2 separate regions of the Homo sapiens genome follow, and region 1 is linked to region 2. A link is an interaction called in ENCODE POLR2A ChIA-PET data of the cell type or tissue named here. Cell type or tissue: Caco-2. All regions are shown on one strand. Each heading gives the region's core, and the rest is flanking DNA. Links, peaks and the distances in the headings are about the cores only.

What was found. ChIA-PET counts read pairs that join two places held together with the same protein. Peaks named below come from ENCODE experiments on the same cell type or tissue, not always from the same donor. Only the 100,000 strongest peaks of a DNase experiment are listed, where the experiment ranks them.
Region 1: POLR2A ChIA-PET joins it to region 2 with 10 read pairs; 8 of 35 experiments call an interaction of 5 or more read pairs at or near these places.

Annotation. Positions count from the first base shown.
Region 1 is chr11:117,309,839-117,312,748 of GRCh38, reverse strand. The region is part of intron 1 of BACE1 (beta-secretase 1); the gene reads left to right. Among named protein-coding and RNA genes, the nearest start is that of BACE1, 5.0 kb to the left of the region's middle. In Caco-2, for the core only: no CTCF peak of the experiment used is centred there; no DNase peak of the experiment used is centred there.
Region 2 is chr11:117,182,666-117,185,575 of GRCh38, reverse strand. It overlaps SIDT2 (SID1 transmembrane family member 2), which reads right to left. Exons shown (of 26, transcript NM_001040455.2): 6 at 2,770-2,853; 7 at 1,698-1,797; 8 at 1,437-1,502. Among named protein-coding and RNA genes, the nearest start is that of SIDT2, 5.4 kb to the right of the region's middle. In Caco-2, for the core only: no CTCF peak of the experiment used is centred there; DNase peaks (open chromatin) are centred at 145 and 1,465.

The DNA.
Region 1 (2,910 bases), core at 259-2,758, 130 kb before region 2:
GCTCACGCCTGTAATCCCAACACTTTGGGAGGCTGAGGCCGGCGGATCACCTGAGGTCAGGAGTTCGCGACCAGCCTGGCCAACGTGGTGAAACCCCATCTCTACGAAAAATGCAAAAATTATCTGGGCATGGTGGCAGGCGCCTATAATCCCAGCTACTCGGGAGGCTGAGGTAGGAGAATTGCTTGAACCCAGGAGACAGAGGTTGCAGTGAGCCGAGATCACGCCATTGCACTCCAGCCTGGGTGACAGAGCGAGACTCCGTCTCAAAAAAAAAAAGAAAAGAGAATAATGTATTTATAGGAGTGCAGAGAGTGAGTGCCACAGGTGTTCAGAAAGTGATAAACTCATCCAGGAAAGCCGCACCAGGGACATGTGCTCTGAGCATGGTCTTGAAGGATGGACAGGAGTGGCAGGCTATTCCCAGGGGGCAGATGGCACCATACTATCCCACTGTACTGTAATTGCACGTTACACGTATGTCCATGTCTGCTCCTTCCCACCCTACCCCCTTAAAATTGGGAGAGTCCACAGTGAATGAGAGGATGAGTTATGGATGTTAGGGCTTAAGCATGGTTGTTTAGGAGACAATAGAGAGCCAGTCCTGTTAATATTACAGGTTTAGGCTAAGACCAGATAAGTTTGGGTAAATAAAATAGAGCCAAATAGCCATAAAGCTTAAATGTGAGACTATAAGGTTTGGACTTTGGCCTTCAGATATAAGGGAAAATCTGAATTTATTGGGGCAGGGGAATGACATGAAGAAAGCAATCTTTCAGGAAGAGACATCTGAATTTTAAAAAGAGTGGGGGCTGTGTGTGGTGGCTCACGCCTGTAATCCCAGCACTTTGGGAGGCCAAGGCAGGTGGATCACAAGGTCAGGAGTTCGAGACCAACCTGGCCAATATGGTGAAACCCCGTCTCTACTAAAAATACAAAAATTAGCTGGGTGTGGTGGCGCGTGCCTGTAGTTCCAGCTACTCGGGAGGCAGAGGCAGAAGAATCTCTTGAACCCGGGAGGCAGAGGTTGCAGTGAGCTGAGATTGCGCCACTGCACTCCAGCCTGGGTGACAGAGCAAGACTCCGTCTCAAAAAATAAATAAAAATAAAAAGAGTAGGACTGAAAGACACAGGCACAGGGGGCTGTCACAACAGTCCAGGTGTGAGGCCCTCTATGACAAGGAGGGCATGAGGCTGCAATAAGATGGAAAGAGAAAGGAAGGGCAGGATGCAGAGAACGTGCCAGGGCAGGTGGGAAGGATTTGGTGACATTGGTGTGAAGGGAAAGGAAGAGGGCATCAAAGATGGTTTTGAGATTCTGATCTGGGGTGAACTGGAGGATAACAAGACTGTGGGAATAGGAAAGGTGGCAGGAGGGGATGGCTTATAGTACTTGTATACAAATTTATTTGCTTGTTTATTAATTACAGGGTCTCTCTCTGTTGCCCAGGCTGGAGTACAGGGGCACAATCGTAACTCCTGGGCTCAAGTGATCCTCCTGCCTCAGGCTCCTGAGTAACTTGGATTACAGGCACATGCCACCAGCCCCAGCTGATTTTTTCAAATTGTCTCACTATGTTGCCCAGGCTGGTCTCCAACTTCTGGGCTCAAGTGATACTTCCACCTTAGCCTCCTATTAGTTTTTCCCTTACAGCAATTCCTGCAATATATAAAAGGTCTTTACTTCAGTGAGCTGTGATTGCACCACTGCAATCTCCAGCTTGTCAGAGGATGACAGAGACCCTGTCTCCAAAAAAGAAAAAAAAAAAAAAAGGTCTTTATCACTCACAGTGTCTAGCAGAAGAAATGGGGTTGAAAGGTTAAACCACTGGCCAGGTAGAAGGCCAGTAAGTTAAGACCTGTTTCATCCTTGTTCTTCCTACTGTGCCATTTGTCTTGGGGAAGAAGAAGTTATCACAAGCATCCCTCTTCCATTCTCCCATTACACCTGCTTATATCTCCATTACTACACTTGTAATGTATTACAACTGTTTTTGTGTTTGTTTCTCTCATAAAACTTCAAGCTCTGGCCAGGCGCAGTGGCTCACGCCTGTAATCCCAGCACTTTGGGAGGCTGAGGCAGGAGGATCATCTGAGGCCAGGAGTTCAAGACCAGCCTGACCAATATGGTGAAACCCTGTCTCTACTAAAAATACAAAAATTAGCCAGGCGTGGTGGCAGGCGCTTGTAATCCCAGCTGCTCGGGAGGCTGAGACAGGAGAATTGCTTGAACCCAGGAGGCAGAGGTTGCAGTGAGCTGAGATTGCACCACTGCACTCCAGAGCGAGACTCTGTCTCAAACAAACAAAACTTCAAGCTCTTAAGGACAATGTCTTTTTAATTTTATTTATTTATTTTGCAGTATCCTCTCTTTGTGTTATAATAATCTATAACAATACCAAGCTCAGAACATACACCTAAAAAACATTGAGTGAATGAATACATAAGCTGCAAGCCTCTAAACAGAACTGTTGACAGGCAGTTGTAAATGCAGAACTGTAGCTCTTAGAGAAAGTATTTTTATTCTTTTAAACGAAAGGGCCAGGTTCAGCAGCTCACGCCTGTAATCCCAGCACTCAGGTGAGGCCGAGGCGGGTGGATCACCTGAGGCTGGGAATTGGAGACCAGCCTGCCCAACATGGTGAAACCCCATCTCTACTAAAAATTCAAAAATTAGCCAGGTGTGGTGCTGCATGCCTGTAAACCCAGCTACTCAGGAGGCTGAGGCAGGAGAATCGCTTGAGCCCGTGAGGTGGAGGTTGCAGTGAGCCGAGATTGCGCCACTGCACTCCAGCCTGGGTGACAGAGTGAGACCCTGTCTCTAAATAAATAATAAATAAATAAAAGGATGTTATCTCATTTTGATATTATGAGCATCACTGACCAAACATAGGATAATAAGGTAACTGT
Region 2 (2,910 bases), core at 126-2,625:
CTTAACCCTCAAACCACAGCTCAGGGACTGTGTCCTCTAGGAAGCTTTCTCTGTCCTGTATTTCCACAGTGACCTGTTCCTTGCTCACCACAGCTCTTAACTGCCTCCTGTTCCTCTAGACAGGACCCCGCCCCCACCAAGGACTGCTGCCTTAGCATACCACCTGGCATATAGGAGGTGCTCCATAAATATTTGCTGAATAAATAATCCATGTAAGAGAGGCACCCTGGCCGGGCGCGGTGGCTCACGCCTGTAATCTCAGCACTTTGGGAGCCGGGGCAGGTGGATCACGAGGTCAGGAGATTGAGACCATCCTGGCTAACACGGTGAAACTCCTTCTCTACTAAAAATACAAAAAATTAGCCGGGCGTGGTGGCGGGCACCTGTAGTCCCAGCTACTCGGTAGGCTGAGGCAGGAGAATGGCGTGAACCTGGGAGGTGGAGCTTGCAGTAAGCCGAGATTGCGCCACTGCACTCCAGCCTGGGCAACAGAGCAAGACTCCATCTCGGAAAAAAAAAAAAAAAAGAGAGAGAGAGAGAGGCACCCTCTGGCTGGGCACGGTGGCTCATGCCTGTAATCCCACACTCTGGGAGGCCAAGGTGGGCGGATCACCTGAGGTCAAGAGTTCAAGACCAGCCTGGCCAACATGGTGAAACCCCCGTCTCTACTAAAAATACAAAAATTAGCTGGGCATGGCGGCAGGTGCCTGTAATCCCAGCAACTCAGGAGGCTGAGGCAGGAGAATCATTTGAACCCGGGAGGCGGAGATTGCAGTGAGTAGAGATCTTGCCACTGCATTACAGCCTGGGTGACAGAGCAAGAGTCCATCTCAAAAAAAGAAAGAGAGGCACCTTCTTTCCCCTCCTATCACAGTCCCTTAGGGCCCCATTTAATCATTCAGTAAATATTTATTGAGCACTGAGTAGGGGCCTGGTACTTTCCTGCTAATTTTATCTGCTAATTTTGTGCTAGCCCTCATAACTTAGTGAGATTAACTGGACAAATTTTACTCCCTCTGTTATAGAGACAGGGAAACTGAGACTCAATCTTATAGCAGTGTTTCAATGACAAATTAGGGTATGTTTCTGAATATGAGATTAAGAAACATCCTTCAGAATAAATAAGATTATAACTATGCTAACAAAGCAAAATTAAAGCTCTTTCTTACAATCAGGTTACACTGCTGATAAGTGGCAGAAAGTGAACTGGACCTCAGTTCTTCCATCTTTAGTCATGAACTCTCTGTACCACATCACACTGGAACTCACCTCCCGGCCCTCCCCATCTAGAAGCCTGCCAAGAACACTCCCCGTTCCTACCCCACCAGCATATCTGCATCCTCATCACCCACTTCAGGGCACACCCTATATCCCAGGTCTGAAAGCAGGAGCCAGAGAGGCTTGTCCATCCCCTCTCAGCCACCTGCAGCACTCACACGTGACTGCTTGAGACACCAGCACTGACAGGGTTTTCTGGCGGTGCCCTTGATCGACCGGTTCATCTGGAAGTAAAATGTCAAAGTGGTAAACTAGTTGCCTGGAGCTTGGCTAGAGTCAGTGGGATCAGGCCTTTGAGAGACTGGAGCCAAAAACCCATGTCCTATCAGGTCCACCAATCAGCCACGCAGGCTCTTCTTGCTCCCAGAAAGTGACCAAGACCTCCCCATCCCTAGCCAGGCCCAGGGCACAAAATGTACCTTCTGCGAAGGGGTAGAAAGGCAGGGAGCCCCCGCAGGCTTGGTCTTCGGTCTTCACCACCACCACCACATAAAAGCTGTTGCTGGGGAAGTCTTTGCGCTGCAGGATGATGATGATAAATATCTTCTTCATCATCATCATCATCATTCTTTTCTAAATACTTGTTCTGGGGCCAGACATTATGCTAAATTCTTCATAGATATATTTTACTTAATCCTCACAAGATTTTTTTTTTTTTTGAGACGGAGTTTCACTCCTATTGCCTAGGCTGGAGTGCCATGGCATGATCTCAGCTCACTGCAACCTCCGCCTCCCGGGTTCAAACAATTCTCCTGCTTCAACCTCCCAAGTAGCTGGGATTACAGGCGTCCATCACCACGCCCAGCTAATTTTTATGTTTTTAGTAGAGATGGGGTTTCACCATGTTGGCCAGGCTGGTCTTGAACGCCTGATCTCAGGTGATCTGCCCGCCTCAGCCTCCCGAAGTGTGGGATTACAGGCGTGAGCCACTGCGCCTGACCTTTTTTTTCTTGAGACAGAGTTTCACTCCTTTTGCCCAGGCTGGAGTGCAGTGGTGTGATCTCGGCTCACTGCAACCTCTGTCTCCCAGGTTCAAGTGATTCTCCTGACTCAGCCTCCCGAGTAGCTGGGATTACAGGCATGCGCCACCATGCCCAGCTAATTTTTCGTATTTTTAGTAGAGACGGGGTTTCAGCCTGTTGGCCAGGCTGGTCTTGAACTCCTGATCTCAGGTGATCCGCCCACCTCGGCCTCCCAAAGTGCTGGGATTACAGGAATGAGCCACCGCGCTCAGCCCTCTTATTGTTACAATGAATGAAGTAGGTATGACAGCCAGAAGGGGGTACTCTACTCTTTCCCATCCCCAAGAGCAACTGGGATTATGGTACAACTCTCATATATATCAGGGGACTCAAAGTCACAGGGACTGGAAGGCCAAAGACTCAGTCGTGTGTAGGATAGGAATGGGCAGAGGAAGAAGAGCTCAAGTTTGGAAAGCTACACAGCTTATCGCCCAGCCACACCTCCCACGTGGCCACATGCATTTCCTACCTGTACGGTGATGGCCGCCTTCTTGGTCATCGTCTGGTACATGCCGATGAAGGCTACGTTGTTGTCCAGGTCATAGACAGGACACTGCAGAGGGGCGGGAGAGGCAGATGGATGGGAACCTGGCCTGCCCCTCTCTTTAGC